2 separate regions of the Homo sapiens genome follow, and region 1 is linked to region 2. The links are chromatin loops, found by intact Hi-C in ENCODE. Cell type or tissue: K562. All regions are shown on one strand. Links, peaks and the distances in the headings refer to the core of each region. The heading gives the core; the rest is flanking DNA.

Region 1 (8,346 bases), core at 100-8,099, 340 kb before region 2:
ATCTTAACACACAATTACAGGATGTGGGTTTTCCATAACACTCAACAATATGAAAAATATCAACTGTTAGCTTTGAGGGGAGAGAGAGCTGCTCCATTGAGAAGAGAGGGACGTGCTGACTTCTAGCAGGCCTCTATAATGAATAATGAGGCAAAATTGAAGAGACTAAAGTAGAAGAAAGGTGAAGACATTAAAACAAGGTTGTATTTGAGAGACGAAACTAATGACTTAACACAAAGTGCAAATAATGACTATGAAAAAAGTGATGTGAAACAGTGGGAAAACACATGATAAAAATATTTAAAAGAATGTTTTATAACACATATTAGCTCATGTAAAGACAGTACTCTGTTTTGTAGTTCATAGGTTACCTTTTTGTTGTTTAGCTTTTCTTGATCATAATATCCTTGGAAAATATCAAAAACATAAAGAAGAAAAAAGCACCACAAATCTTATACTATAGTACATATTACTTATATTTGGTATATTCCCTTGCAGATTATACATTTAAAAATAAAATTTAGATTATACTTTGTAAACAGTTTTACGTCCTTCTTTTTCCAAAATATTATTTTCATAAAGTCTTTAAAAACTTGTTTTAAATGGGCCTATAGTAATTTGTTGTTGAATGAAACCATTCCTCTGTCGTTAAACATTACATTATTTCAAAACATTATTTCAAAAATGTCACTATTCATTCTATAATGATGTGCAATTATAAGTCACAGACTTGATGTTCACATAGCCACGTGCATGGATCTTAAATCTATAATCCTGAATGAAAAAAACATGGAAAGCAGAACGAGATGAATAACATAAAACCATTAATATATGTAAAGTTGTGTGTATACCAAATGAGAATTCATCTTCTATAAGAACATAGAAACAAAGGGCTCAGCACAAACATTCAGTTTGTCATCCAGCTTTGGCCATATTAACTAAGGGTGAACATATTGTACACATTATAACTTAACTTCGCCATTCCCAGGCATATGCCTGACAGAAATATGGTCATGTGTTTATCAAAAATTAAGGGCAATAAATAGTGGTATATTCACAAAGTGAGATATTATACAGCAGTAAGAAAGAACAATCTCCAGCTGAACACAAAAACATGGATGTATCTTAAAAACACAATGTTGAGCTAAGGAAGCCAGACATATAAGAGTGCAAATGGTATGGTCCCGTTGATATAATGTACTAAATAAGTAAAGTCAATCACCTCTGCCAAAAGTCAGGATAGTGGTTTCTCTGAGCTGATAGTGACTTGAAAGGGACACACAAAAAATTTGTGGGGTGTTGGCAATATCTGCCTCTTGATCTTGGGACTAGTTGCACAGTATACCTACTTATCCTAGGTATACACTCTGTGAATTTTCACGAATACCTACTTATCCTAGGTATACACTCAGTGAATTCTATGCACTCAATTCTAGGTGTATACCTAGAATTGTCTCTATTTCTAATTCAGTGCAAAATGTAAAAAGCTGTACATTAAATACATTAGAATGGTTGCCTATTAAGTGGGGCGTGAGAGTGGGAAACGAAAGAGTAATTAAATGAATTTCAAATGAATGGTTTTCAAGAATTTCTCACTGAGAAATACCAAAGAATTCCTTAATTCTAAGTGAGTTTTAAAAGCTAAGATTGTTCATCCTTTGCTTCAGGACTTTTTAGAAAACATGTAGCAGAGAATGAAATTAGGCAAGCAGTTAGCTATGTCCTATAACTAAGAATTTGGGCGATTAAATTTTAACACTTCTCCAAAAGACATATTAAGGTGTGGTCATTATGATTCAGTTGACTTACTTTGCCTTAATGTAATGTTTTAAAAATTGCACTTTTTAAGGCATTTTTATTTTATTTTTAGAATGCACTATTTATTTCTTTTTACTTTTCTTCACATTTTAACCTCAACACCAACCTTTCCAAGTTTTGTTGAATATAATTCCATACACTGCCTGCTGGAATGAGGCATTTTTCCTTTCAGAGCAACCTAAACAGATTAGAAATCGCAAAATGTTTCTGATTTTAATTCCCTGCAGAGTTGCTAAAGAGTCGTTTTAGATTATTCTGGTGACATTTATTAAGATCAGAAGACTCCGAGATAAGACCATCCGAAATGTTTATTTTACTTAACTATTTAGTACCTCCCACATCTGCTTAGTCCAATGACCCAAACTATCTTGTAATGGCCTGTATTAAATACTTAGTGGATGTGAGGCAAGAATATGCCACCTTAGGGAGAACGCGTGCACTTTTCTTTTACATCAGTTTTCATGAATGGTTCTCATTCTAATTAATGGATAAAATGAAAAAAGAAATCACTAACCGAGTTATTTGATATAAAAGTATATTGTAATTCAGCATGTAGGGAAGTTTTCAAGAGGCACTCAAAGTGATTTTTCAGTATTACAAGTTTAATAAGAATTAGGGTTTAATCCACGAATAATTTTTGTATCCACCCATCTTTCTATTTAGAAAAAGATGATAATTTTTTATTTAAAAAGCAAACTTAGCTTTCTTGTGTGTTTTTAAAACATCTTTACAAACATCTAGCAATTGAATCATTTTCTACTATGTCATTAATTTTCCTTTGGATTTTAAGCAAAAACTGACAATTTAATGTTTAGAAATCAAGTTTACTAACATATAATTTCAGAATAATGTCCTTTTTAAATGAACCGAAAATTTATCCCTGTGGCAAACTCCTTTTTCTGTGTATCCTTAATTTTTTCTTATCACTCATTTTTGCTGAAATTGAACCCCATCTCATACTATTGGGGTTCAGGTTCCAGGAGTAGACCCCATCAGACTTGCGTGTGTGCATGCGTATATTGCATAGTGAAATATATACACACATTTATGATTCTTCACCTTAAGGTAATTCAATGAATAGAAACCCAGAATCGTGAGCTCTGTGGTTTACTAAAGCCCCATGGAAAGCCCTACTGCAGTAGCTATGCAAAGTTCTGGTTAAACATTGTCCCAGCGTTTGCACTGCTCCGTCTGTTGTTTTTACGCTAAAGACTCAGCCCAGGTTAGAGGCGGTATTGACTTTGTAATTAAACCATTTTACCTTCAGAATTTTGTAATCACTGCATTTAAAACCATCTGTTGTAGTGAGAAGGTAAACTATTTTTCCCCTCAAAGTACAGAAAAAAAAAACTACAGGGCTTTTTTTTTTTCCTTAAACGTCAGAGTTCTGATTTTAGGGCATTGATTTGCTTAACATATCAGTTAAAAAAAAAAAAGGAAAAAATTTATCTCTGAGAGATGGAAAAGAAAGACTGTCATAGAATTCAAAATAAATGGAGGTGAAAGTATCTTCTTACCTGCTGCTGTTTTTCAAAGGTGTTTTGTTTCCTCTCGTACATGGAGAGTTATTATTAATGGATTAGAGAATGAATGTGATGTTAAAGGCAAGTTTTGGTTTTTGTGTGTGTGTTTTGGTCAAAACGGATATTTTACTGCTTACATAACAGGAAGACTGGAAATGTGCATCCCAGGCTGGTTCAGAAGTTCAATGCAGCTAGATAACTGGGTTGCCTTTTCTAGAGTTCTCTTGGCCTCTTCTTCATGGTCCCAAAATAGCTGCAGCAGTCCCATGTGGTGTGTCCTGACATCAAACATACCAACAAGGAAGGAAGGGAAGGATAGGTCCTCTCTTCACCCATCTTTTTTTAAAAAGAACATTATTTCCCAGACACTGCCTAGCAGAGGTCTCTTTAGTCAGCACTGGGTAAAGACGGGTTTTTATTATACAACTGAACTCATGGAGATAGGGAGTAGAAGGAGGGTTACCAGAGGCTGGGAAGGGTAGTGGGGAGTGGTGAAGGGGAGGTGGAGATGGTTAATGGGTACAAAAAAATAGTTTGAAAGAATTAATACGACCCAGTATTTGATAGCACAACAGAGAGACTATAGTCAAGATAGTTTAATTGTACATTTAAAAATAAAGAGTATAATTGGATGGTTTATAACATGGAGGATAAATGCTTGAGGGGGTGGATACTCCATTTCCATAATGTGATTACTATGCATTGCATGCCTATATCAAAATATCTCATGTTCTCCATAAATACATACACCTAGTATGTACCCACAATTTTTAGAATTTATTTTTTAAAAAGACAAGTTTTAATATGACACATAGTATTGGAAACTTTTCATGCTAACTTGTCATGATATTGTCAGGAATCTAAGAGTACTATAGTGGGTATCATAGAGAGGGCTCACAGAGCACAAGTAGAATATTCAGGGAAAGGTAAAATATTTTTTAAATAAGTGGCTTATGAAATATATTGACTTGCATTAATGTAAAAACTGTAGGCCCTGTCTTTCATTCCCAGAAAGAAGAGGCAGAAGAGTTGCCAAATTTGCACCTGTTAAACCTTCTTAAAGGGCATAGAATCAGTCCCATCCCCCATCCCCACGCTGTGGACCTGAGAATGTCTGAACTACCATAAATTGCACCTTTTGCCATTTGGGAGATGCAGCAAAAAGAGTTTGATAATATAAACTTTGGAGTCATGCCAGGGCCCAAGTCATGGCCCTGCCACTTTTTAGTTCATGGACTTGGGGGAGTCACTTAATCTTCATAAGCTGGGGTCCCGTCATCTATAAGGTAGTGAAAATAAAATTACTTCCATAACAGGGTTGCTGTGTGGTCTTTATGAGATAATGTATTAAAGTACCTGGTACAGTTAAGAAGTATAATAAAATTTTTACTTCTATTACAATCAGTTGCTCTATCTGAAAACAAATTCTTGAGGCATTTTACCTTTAAATCCAATGTAGTTCCTCAATAAAAAATAAGTGAATATGTGGTTTAATAGTGGACTTAAATCAACTTCCTCATTCTCTTTGGCTGACATCTGTCATATTATGTCTATTCAGGGAGAGGAAAAAAAACTGGGAAATAATTGCCAGCTATCACAGAATTCATTATTAGTTAAGACTTTTCCTTTCTTCCTTTCTCTTTCTTTCTTTCTGTGTTTTCCTTCTTCCTTCCTTCCCTTTTTAAAAAATAATTTGAAGACTTTGAGCCAAAGGTGAAATTGAGAGAGTCCTCTGAAATAGCTCGTGCCAAGCCAACAATAACTGACCATAAATCTTGGATAGGGATGTGATGGGAGTGAGGAGTAGAGAGACCACAGTGTCCATCTAAGGCAGAATTGTCATAGCTCAGAATGAAACCTTTATTCAAGGTGCCTAGCTTTAACTTCTAGCTTCCACTACCTACTAGCTATAGAGTCTGGGGAAACCTGCCTGTCTTCCGTACACAGTTTTGTCATCTGTAAAATGGAGATAGCAATAGCACTTACCTCATAAGGCTGATGGGAAGGTTTACTCATGTGTATAACACACTTAGCACAGTGCCTGGCACATAGCAGACACATGTAGATGTATTATTTATTAAAAGAGTGCTATAATATGTGATGACTGCTTATTGTATATTGGAATTCAAGAGATGAGAGTTGCTAATTGATGTTATGAAGGTACAGAAATAGTTAAAAGGGGCCAGGCATGGTGGCTCAGGCCTGTAATCCCAGCACTTTGGGAGGCCAAGGTAGGCAGATCACCTGAGATCAGGAGTTCGAGACCAGCCTGACTGACATGGTGAAAAATACAAAGTTTTTTTGTACTACTAAAATTACAAAAATTACTCTCTACTAAAAATACAAAAATTAGCCAGGCATGGTGGCACGTGCTTGTAGTCCCAGCTACTGGGGAAGCTGAGGCTGGAGAATCACTTGAACCTGGGAGGCAGAGGTTGCAGTGAGCCGAAATCCCACCACAGCACTCCAGCCCGGGTGACAGAGGGAGACTCCGTCTCAAAAAAAAAAAGTAGTTAAAAGCATCCAGTGTCTCCTGTGAGCTTACTGATCCTCTGACAAACTCAAGGGTTTTTTATTTTTTTTTATGGAGTTACTATGACCATATTAATAGAAACTATTATTAAAACCATGTTTATGCCAGGAAACCAATAGGTAAACAATCACTTTTATCCTGTGATGGAAGATGAGGAGTAATTTACCTTTAAAAGCACACTGCTGGGCACATACAAATTACTAAAAATGTATGCATGCAGTTGAGTTGCATCAGTGATGTATGTTATCCTGAAACCATGGATGTGACAGAATATGTATGCAGTGGTTCTTATTAAATTGATATGAAAAGACAAACAAAAACTTCATAAAATTTTGTCCTATTTATGTTTAAGAAAACTATATATATATAATTTTATTTTTAATACAATGCATTTATAAGTGTTTATAAAAATTCTGTATAAAAAGCATCATATAAACTCACAAATTAGGGGCAAATTAGGATATATAACTATCCTAATTGATAGCAAATTTATAGAAAATCATGAAAAATGTAAAATATGTATGTTTGAAAAGGAACTAAAGCTAACATGAGAAAAAGAATTCCAAAGAAATGAAAATTATTTTGGCAATGTAGGTATTCCTATTCACTGCCTACGCATTCTATACAATAAAGAATTCTGCTGGGTGCTGTGGCTCATGCCTGTAATCCTAGCTACTGGGAAGGCTAAGTCAAGAAGGTTGCTTGAGTCCAGGAGTTCAAGACCAGCTTGAGTAACATAGTAAGACCCCGACTCTACTAAAATAATAATTTTAAAAATCCTACTTCACAGTCCATAATCAGTGACATGGGAGGTGGAAAAGTCTTAAAATCCCTCAAGAGGAAAAACTGTGGCCAACACAATTCATAGTTAAAAGATCAACCTGATATTGCTCACAAAGTTCTAAGTATTCTTTTAGATGTTTATGTGAATGCATTAATAATATTCTATTATTTGCCTTTGTCCAGTTCAGATAGTTTTCTTGCTCTTATCAGCATTGATAAGATGAAGTAAATCAGATGTGAGAGAAAGCACGGGAACCCATCATCTGTGCCTCAGCCACCGATTGTTCTCCTCTGGCTGTGCTCATCTTGCCAGTCTGCTGGCTCACAAAGGCCCCAGCTTTGATGTCAGTCTGACTGTTTGACAAAGCCAGTTGCAGATGCTCTTCATGGAGACAGCAGATTACAGACAATACCATGCTAAAGAAATGCTATCGTCTAGCCATGTATACACTGAAAGTTATCTCAGTGTATACATGGGATATGCTTCTTTCAAGAAGTCACAGAAATGAGGCAACTGTGGAATGAATGACAGGCATCTATTTATCCAAGTTACAAAATCTCCCTGAGAAAGACGAAATTTATCAGCAACAGCTAAGTAACAATTGTGTATGATGTGAAAGTCTTATTGATTCATTTTTTTAGGTGTAGCTGGAGAGACTAATGATGCATTGCAGCAGCCAAATATTCTCCACTTTCCCCCAGAACACTTTCAGCTTTTGAAAGTGAGCAGCAATAATATAATCACACTGTTAACTTTCAAGGATGCGATACAAATCTTAAAAACACATTTTGATCTTGTTATCCCTGTGACTTAGGAAGAGATTCTGATTTCACTTTTGTGAATACCTATGGCCATTAAATTCCATTTTAACAAATTTAGCTTAAAGTAATCTTTACTACTAGATACATATGGTTTCAGGTTACCATGAGGTACAAAGTTCTTCTCTTTACAATTTGAAATTATACTATCAGAATTCAGCAAATGACTTTGTTGATGTCAGAAGAATACACTTTGAGTTTTATCCTCATGTTTCTATCGGGACACTGCACACTGGTCAAGTCTCTCTGTCTCAGCAGCCCTGGAAACATCAAATAAAATGACATCTCTGTCCAGTCACATTTTTTTCAGGCTTCGACTTGAAAATCTTAGTCTTTGTCTCTTAAAAGTTAATGAATAAAATGAAATCTCTTACTTAGCTTTACTTTCCTTTAAAAACTGAAAGAAGATATACTTATCTTTGAGACCCAGACAATCTCATACTCAGAGTGACATCATTCTAGGGCTGTCTTCAGGCTTCTCATGACCTTTCATCCTTCCAAACACTCCTTTTGTCATTCAGACTTGAGAGCTTCCCACATTCCAAGTTTATTTATTTACCTTCATTAGACACAGTCTCCAAAACCCTTTTCTTGTTCAAATTAAACAGCTATGGTTTTAATTCTGGTTTGGAAAAGTACGAATAGTCTACTATATTTTGACTTTCATTTTGCTTTGGACAATTACAACAATAACTCTTAAATTTACTGAGTGCATATCTGTCACCATTCAATATATGCCTATCATTTCCTGCTTGATGTAAAACCAATAAAATGGGATAATTCAAAGAAGTTCCTTAAAAACAAGGCAAGTATTCGGTTAGATCTGTTCTCAAATGTGATTCATCAAGTTCAAACAGGCCATCAAGTTCA
Region 2 (8,298 bases), core at 1-8,000:
TTCCTATAGCCTGTTAGTTCAATGATGAAAAACCATTTTCAGATTCCATATTTCAGTCAAAGATTGTTTAAATTGCCATGAAAAATAGCTTTTATGGCTGTCAAATTAGATCTGCATATAAGAGATGGAGTTAAAGTAATCTTTTACTAAACAATTTTAAACTGTAGGCACTAAAGTACTTAGAGGATAACAGTGAATATTATGGAAGATATTCACTTATTACCTCAGAGACAGCATTTGGAAATAAAATTAAATTTAGATATGTAAGTAATATCAATTATAAAATAATTCAATAAAGAAAATTTTATGTTTTCACATTGTTTTAAATTGTTAGTGAACTCACAAGTATTTATAATGTGTTCCTTTGCAATTTTAGCAGTTTGTAAATTCAGGCTTGCTATCTAACATAGGGCATTATGACAAGAAGTTCATATCAGAAATTCAAGTAGAGTCCACTATGGAGTAGCAAATTACATTCTTGCAGCTTAAGTAAATTGTAGTTTAAAATATTAACTAATAGGCTGGGTGTGGTGGCTCACGCCTGTAATCCCAACACTTTGGGAGGCCGAGGCAGGCAGATCACGAAGTCAGGAGATCAAGACCATCCTGGCTAACACAGTGAAACCGTGTCTCTACCAAAAATACAAAAAAATTAGCCATGTGTGGTGGCAGGCGCCTGTAGTCCCAGCTACTTGGGAGGCTGAGGCAAGAGAATGGCGTGAACCTGGGAGGCAGAGCTTGTAGTGAGCCGAGATCGTGCTACTGAACTCCAGCCTGGGCGACAGAGTGAGATTCCATCTCAAAAGAAAAAAAAATTAACTAATAAATAATATTTCAAACTGATCTCACATTTCATGAGATTTCTCACATCATACATTAATTTTTTTATTCCTTAGACTTTAAAATTATATCTCATATATCTTAAAGCCTAGTAATAGCTGCAAATATTTGCCACATTGTAGATTCAGTAGGCATTTAATTAATATTTACTGATTAATCAGGAAGCACCCCAATAGATCATGGTGAGAACTTAGGAATTATGATTTATATACATTGGTTTTCATCCATAGTTTCTGACTCATAAGTCTCATACCGCTTCTCATTTATCCCCAAGATAGGCCTTAGAAACTAAAAGTATACTCTGTTTCTCCATGTCTGGCCATAATAAAATTCTCTAACCTACTTTGTCTGATTGATGGTCATAAGACCCCCATTTCAAAAGAGGTCCTGCCCCATATCAAGGAGGAAAGAATGCTCCACAGAGAGGCCAAGAAGAATCTGGTTAGGCCTTGCTGGGCTTCCCCACTCAGTCTATTAGCATTAGATTATACCCCTTTTCTACACAGTCACCAATCATACCTATCCAATAACATATCCATAAAAGGCCCAAGAGAACAGGTTTAGGGGAGCATCTGATAGCTGAACACATGGAGGTTGCTGGAGGGTGGCCTTCCCAGAAAGGGCAAGGAAACTTTGCACTCCTTCCCCAATACTTCTTCATATGCATCCTTTGTAATATCCTTTATAATAAACCAGTAATCATTAGTGTTTCCCTGAGTTCTGTGAGCCACTCTAGCAAATTAGTCAAACCAAAAGAGGGAGTTGTTGGATCCCTGGTTTATAGCTGGTTGGTCAGAAGCACAGGTTAATCAGCCTGGGGCTTGTAATTGGCATTGGAAGTGTGGGGCAGTCTTGTGGGATTGAGCCCTCAACCTGTGGGATCTGATGCTATCTCCAGGTGGATATGTCAGAATTGAATTGGAGGACACCTAGTTGGTGCCCACTGCAGAAGTGATTGCTTGCTTGTGGATAGGGAAACAGAACCCCAAACATTTTGTCACGGAAGTCTTCTGTGTTGAGGCTGGGCGCAGTGGCTTACGCCTGTAATCCCAGTTACTTGGGAGGCTGAGGTAGGAGAATCGCTTGAACCCAGGAGGCAGAGGCTGCAGTGAGCTGAGATGGCACCACTACACTCCAGCCTGGGCGACAGAGCTGGCTCCGTCTCAAAACAAAGACAAAACCAACAGCAACAACAAGAAGTCTTCTATGTTGGTTGTTGTAGAGTGAGAGAATAGAAAAAGCATTCATTTCTTCTTAATAGTTGCTAGCATTGTGCTACCACTAAGTATATAGTGGTATACAAAATTCAGAGTCCTTGCTCTCTGGGGGCCTCCAATCTAGTGGGAGAGTCAGATATTAAAATATAAGTCTGTCTCTCTGTATAAAAAATTATAAATGACATTAAATGCTATGAAGGAAAAGAATAAGCTTTTTAGTAGTGTTCCATGGAAGCTGAGTTCTGAAGAATGAGGAGCCAGCCAGCCAAAGACTTAGAAAAGAAGCCTTCTGGGCAGAGGGAACAGCCATGGGGCTAGAGCTTAGTGATGGAGGGAGAGGTAAGAGTCGGTAAGTGTTGTTAGCCACTGGAATCTTGAGCAAATTAGGTTCTCCATGACTTGGTCTCCTCATTTACAAAAACAAATGAGTTGTATTAGATGTTTTCCAAAAGCCCTTCTAGCCCTAAAATTCTACTGACCCTATCATTATGTAACTCTGGAAGCAAAAATCTATAGAAATCTATACATGTCATAAGTTCTAAAATTAAAGCTATAATGGGATGGGCAGAACATATGTAGACTATTGATCATCACATTTTAAGAGACTTGGATAAAATGGCATGTGTTCCAGGTAGCTTGTATAGTGACCAATTCTCCGAGTTTGCGAGGACTAAGGGGTTTCTTAGGATAAAGAACTTTCAGCGCTCAGCCAAACTGAGATGGTGGTCACCCTAGCACTGCCTGGGTTGGGAACTCAAAAGCCATGCAAGCAATAGCATCTACAGATGAGAGACGTGATTGCTTTCACTGGTAGACAATTATTTTTCACAAGCATCCTGGAGAGATGCTTGGACTTTATGGTCTTTATGGTCTTTTTCAAGCCCGAGATTCCATAATTCCTAAGTTTTATTTTGTTGTGTGCCTAGGGTCTTTAAAGAAGCTGGAGGAAAAGGACAAAAAAAAAAAAAGGTTAAGAAAAAGAAGGTACAAGAATCTCCATTAATGACCTGTTTTGAGTCATGTGATCCAGAGTTATGTCATTAACTCTCTTTTACTAACACAATCTTTCAAATATATTTTGATTCACCCACAGAAACACACTCTCACACAGAGATACTCACACACCCTCTTGCTTTGCCAAACATTTATCTTTTTTCCCTCTGAGACTTACAGATTAAAGCCCGAATTGCTGCTAGTCTTCAGCAGGTAAGCCTTAGCATTCTGAATGGTGATCTCAAGCATGCTGGGGGCCACTTCAGAGCCCCCAGGCGCCGGCTGCTGTAAATCATAGTCACTGTTTGAGTCTTCCTCCTGAAAAACGTCAAATCTCAGCTCTTTCTGTTTAGCGTTGTTATAGCTCACGTCCCTTCGTCCACACAGGTGGGGTTTGGGTTGCTGAGACTGTTGAAAGGTGTTTCCTTCTGACTGGCTTGTGTGATGAGGAGTTGATTCTCTTTTATCAGATGATTGTTCCAAAGGATCAGGATAAGGTGTCCCAGCTTCAGGAATCACACTCGTGGTCCTGTCCGACTGAGGTGGTGCCGCGAGGTCTTGTCTGGCCGGAGCCAGGGGAGAAGGAGAGGAAGAGGGCTCCCGCGGAGAGACAGGAGCAGGTGATGATGTTTCTGGTCCCGCGGGGCCACCCAGAGGCGTCTTGGCTCTAGACTGCGGGCTCCAAGGACGGCTGCTTCGGGACTGGCGTCCAGTTTCTGGCCCCTGCTTCGCCTCCAAGGGCTCAGACGACTCAGGCTCAGAATATTGGGGAGAAGCTGCTGTCTTTCCTTCCCATGGCCGCCTTGTTTCCCCTAGTTCTTCTTGGTTTTCTTTTTCTTGCTTCGGGGAGGTTGAGTCCTCCATGGAAGCAGTTCAAGAAAAAAAATGTTCTGGATGAAAGGGGCGTGAAAATATGGAAGAAGGCAACTCAGTTAAGTTACTTTGCCGCGGTCTCTTAAGCGATTTCTGGGTCCTGGTTGCTCTGTGAGTTGCTGCGTCCTATCTCCATAGCAACCCCAGGCCGGGTTCCTCTCAGAAAAACTCACCGCGCCTGTTGCCAGGATTCGAGGGCGGAGACTAAGAGAGAACGAGAGAGAGAGATGAAAATCCTAGCTTTGTGATTCGGTACAACCCCTGCCCCTCGTTCTATCGCAGCCAATCCGACCTAGACTCGACCAGTCTTGCTTGGAAACCGAGAACTCCAGATCCTGCGCCTTGAGCACAAAGTAGGAAGAATGGCGACCCCATGCGAGAGACCTTTAGGGGTCTGAGACTGATCCAAGTTGTGCTGTGAGGAGCGAGTCGTGCGTTAGTGGAGGGACAGTGTATTCATGAAGCGTGTGTGTGGAGGGTGTGTGTGTGTGAGAGAGAGAGAGAAGGAAGGAAGGAAAGAACGGAGGAAGGAAGGGAGGGAGGGAGAGAGGAGAGTGAGGGGTAGAGAGGGAGGAAGAGACTGACCTTGGTAATCTCGGAGGTGCAGGTAACAATGGGACCCCAGTGTGCTGACCAGGAGACCCCAAGCCTCACATTTAGCGTGCATCAGCTACAACCAACCAACTCTAAAGACTCGGAGAATAGACAAAGCAGTCCTGAGTTTTGTTCTTCCTGCTTATAAGGAATCTCCTGGTGATTAGGCAGAATATTATACTTGAGAAGGCAATGCAGAAAACCTATAAATAGGCAATTCATGGGTTACCCGTTTTCTAATAATTGAAATTCAAATTAACACTAAACTATATTGGCATAATATAATTTTTATTTGATAATGTAAATGTAAATGCATAATTTTGCAATGATTTAAGTTCAAGATTATGACTATTCATTTATAGTATACAGTCTCCAATATGAAGAAGGTATAGAAGATTGGACCATATCTGGACTTAACTATAAACCATATATTAATTAAAGTCTTTAATGTTAATTGTTTTGTATTTCTTTCTCTTTCTAAATATACCAACAAATACTTGGCATTTGACAGTTTACATTGATATAGCTTCTATTTAGCAAGATGTTGCTCTAAATTCTAACTTCATGGAAGAACATAATACTCCTCCATTCAGTGTGGTGAGGGAATCACAGACTAAAATAATTTGATAAAAACTGTGTGCACACACACAAAATGTTGAATATAACTTCTGCTGGTACAGAGACTCTTTAAAGTCAAATGTCTGGGATTTAGAATGCTTGGATTTCTAAAAACAGAACATTAAGATAAACTAGAACAATAAATTCTGGGGTTTTTTGGTAATTGGTGCAAGAGTTGAGGAAGTTAGCATTTTTTCCCCCTTAATTTCTCCCTTGCAGCTGGCAAGCTGTAATGGAGGCTTTTTTTTTCTTTGAAAGACAAGCCAGAGGGCCAGGTGTGGTAGCTCACACCTGTAATCCAAGCAGTTTGTCTTTTTTTCACCAGGTAATCCCAGCACTTTTGTGTTTTTTCTTTGAAAGACAAGCCAGAGGGCCAGGCAAGATGGCTCATGCCTGTAATCCCAGCACTTTGAGAGGCCACGGCAGGTGGATCAGTTGAGGTCAGGAATTTGAGACCAGCCTGGCCAACATGGTGAAACTGCATCTCTACAAAAATACAAAAATTAGCTGGGCATTATGGCGAGTGCCTGTAATCCCAGCTACTCCGGAGGCTGAGGCAGGAGAATTGCTTGAACCCAGGAGGCGGAGGTTGCAGTGAGCCAAGATCGTGCCACTGCACTCCAGCCTGGACGACAGCCTGTTATCCAGGCTGGAGTCAGAAAAGCCTGTGTCAAAAAAAAAAAAAAAAGAAAGAAAGAAAAAGAAAAGAAAAGAAAAAGAAAAAAGAAAAGAAAAGGAAAAAAGAAAAGAAAAGAAAAAAAGACAAGCCAGAGAAGGGTAGTAGGGCCAGGAGAAAGAACGCATGAAGGAACAGACATAGCTTGCTTATCTCTCCAGTTTAGGAGTGAAGAGCACCTGAAAGGAACAATGTAAGTGTCCGTTATTATTCCTGCTTCATTTTCAGTCCAGAGCTTTATCTTGACTTTGACTCTAGTAATCCTAAATTTGCTTCTTACTGTTCTTAAGATAAAGACTAAAGCTCTTAGCCTACTTATGTTCCCAGTTTTGTATTATGTGTCATATAATGCTGGCCTTATAAAATGGGTTGAGAAGTGTTTCCTCCTTTTCTGTTTTCTGGAATAGATTATATAGAACTGGTGTCATTTCTTTAAATGTTTAGTAAAATTTACAGTGAAACTGTATGAGTTTGGAAACTTCTATTTCAAGCGGTTTTTAAACTGCAAATTCAAACTTTTAAGTTGTTATAGGACTGTTCAGATGATCTCTTTCATCTTGGATGCATATTGGTAGTTTGCAATTTTAAAGGATTTTATGCATTTCATCCAAGTTGTTGAACTTATGTTTGCAGAGTTCTTTGCAGCATCCCCTTCTCATCCTTTTAATGTTTGTGGGGTCTGTAGTGATATCTCCTCTTCCATTCTTGATTTTGATAATTTGCCCTCTCTTTTTTTCTTTGTCTTATTGGAAGTCCATCAATCTTACTGGACACTGTTAAAATTAGCTTTGGGTTTTATTTATTTTCTCTATTATTTTTGTTTTCAATCTCATTGATTTCTCTTCTTATTTGTTTGCTCCTCTTTACTTTGTATTTATTTTGCTCTTCTTTTGCTAGTGTCTTGAAGTGGAAACTTGGATTATTTATTTGAGATTTCTTTTTTTTTTTTCTGATGTAAGTGTCTAGTGTTTGGTTGTTTTTGCTTTTGTTTGTTTGTTTTGTTTTGTTTTTGAGACACAGTCTCACTCTGTTGCCCAGGCTGGAGTGCGGTGGCACAATCCTGGTTCACCGCAACCTGCGCCTCCTGGGTTCAAGCAATTCTCCTGCCTCAGCCTCCTGAGTAGCTGGGATTACAGGCACCCACCATCACACCCAGCTAATTTCTGTATTTTCAGTAGAGATGAGGTTTCACCATGTTGGCCAAGCTGGTCTCGAACTTCTGACTTCCAGTGATCCACCCACCTCGGCCTCTCGAAGTTCTGGGAATTACAGGTGTGAGCCACCGTGCCTGGCCGTGTCTAGTGTTTTATATATTCCCTTTAAACATTCTTTTTTACATTTTTATTTTTATTTTAAGTTCTGGGGTACATGTGCAGGATGTGCAGGTTTGTTACATAGGTAAACATGTGCCATGGTGTTTTGCTGCACCTATCAACCCATTACCTAGGTATTAACCCCAGCATGCATTAGCTATTTTTCTTAATGCATGTGTTCTTATTGTTCAGTTCCCACTTATAGGTGAGAGCATGTGGTGTTTGGTTTTCTGTTACTGCATTAGTTTGCTGAGGGTAATTGCTTTCAGTTCCATCTATGTCCCTGCAAAGAACATGATCTCATTCCTTTTTATGGCTGCTTAGTATTCCATGATGTATATATGCCACATTTTCTTTATCCAGTCTATCACTGATGGGCATTTATGTTGATTCCATGTCTTTGCTATTGTGAATAGTGCTATAATGAACGTACACATATATCTTTGTAATAGAATGATTTATATTCCTTTGGGTATATACCCAGTAATGAGATTGCTGGGTCAAATGGTATTTCTGTTTCTAGATTTTTGAGGAATTGCCACACTGTCTTCCACAGTGGTTGAGCTAATTTATATTCCCACGTATAGTGTAAAAGCATTCCTATTTCTCTGCAACCTCACCAGCATCTGTTATTTCTTGACTTTTTAACAATCGCCATTCTGACTGGCATGAGATGGTATCTCATTGTGTTTTCGATTTGCATTTCTCTAAGGATCGGTGATGTTAAGCTTTTTTTCATATATTTGTTGGCCGCATTAATGTCTTCTTTTGAGAAGTGTCTGCCCTTTAAACATTCTTTCAGCTGTATCCAACAGATTTTGATATGTCATTTCCTTTTAATTCAGTCCAATATACACTATTTAAAATTTCCCTTAGACTTGCTCATCGAGCTGTGAATTATTTTTAAGTGTGTTATTTAATTTTCCAGAGTTTGGAGATTTTCTTTTTTTTTTGTGATTAATTTATACGTAATTCCATCATTGTCAGAGAATATACTTTGTATGATGTTATATTAAAGTTAAATTTCTGATTTTGGATTTATTTTCTGTGGCATTCACACAGCTTCTTAAATCTGTATATGTTTTTCACCAAATTTTAAAATGTTTCAGCCACTATTTTTTTAAAAAATGTGTTTCTATTCCACACTCATTCTTTTGTTTTTTGCCCCAGTGAC

What was found. Peaks named below come from ENCODE experiments on the same cell type or tissue, not always from the same donor. Only the 100,000 strongest peaks of a DNase experiment are listed, where the experiment ranks them.
Region 1: it touches region 2 in a loop (2.9-fold over the local background); 2 of 110 quality-filtered maps call a loop at or near these places.

The regions. Positions count from the first base shown.
Region 1 is chr6:116,949,771-116,958,116 of GRCh38, reverse strand. No RefSeq gene overlaps it. Among named protein-coding and RNA genes, the nearest start is that of RFX6, 77 kb to the right of the region's middle. In K562, for the core only: no CTCF peak of the experiment used is centred there; no DNase peak of the experiment used is centred there.
Region 2 is chr6:116,612,240-116,620,537 of GRCh38, reverse strand. RSPH4A (radial spoke head component 4A) reads right to left here and starts at 4,059. Exons shown (of 6, transcript NM_001010892.3): 1 at 3,229-4,059. The coding sequence starts at 3,914. RefSeq lists enhancers at 3,740-3,859, 3,910-4,009. In K562, for the core only: a CTCF peak has its summit at 4,316; DNase peaks (open chromatin) are centred at 3,717 and 4,137; H3K4me3 peaks cover 465 bases; H3K27me3 peaks cover 686 bases.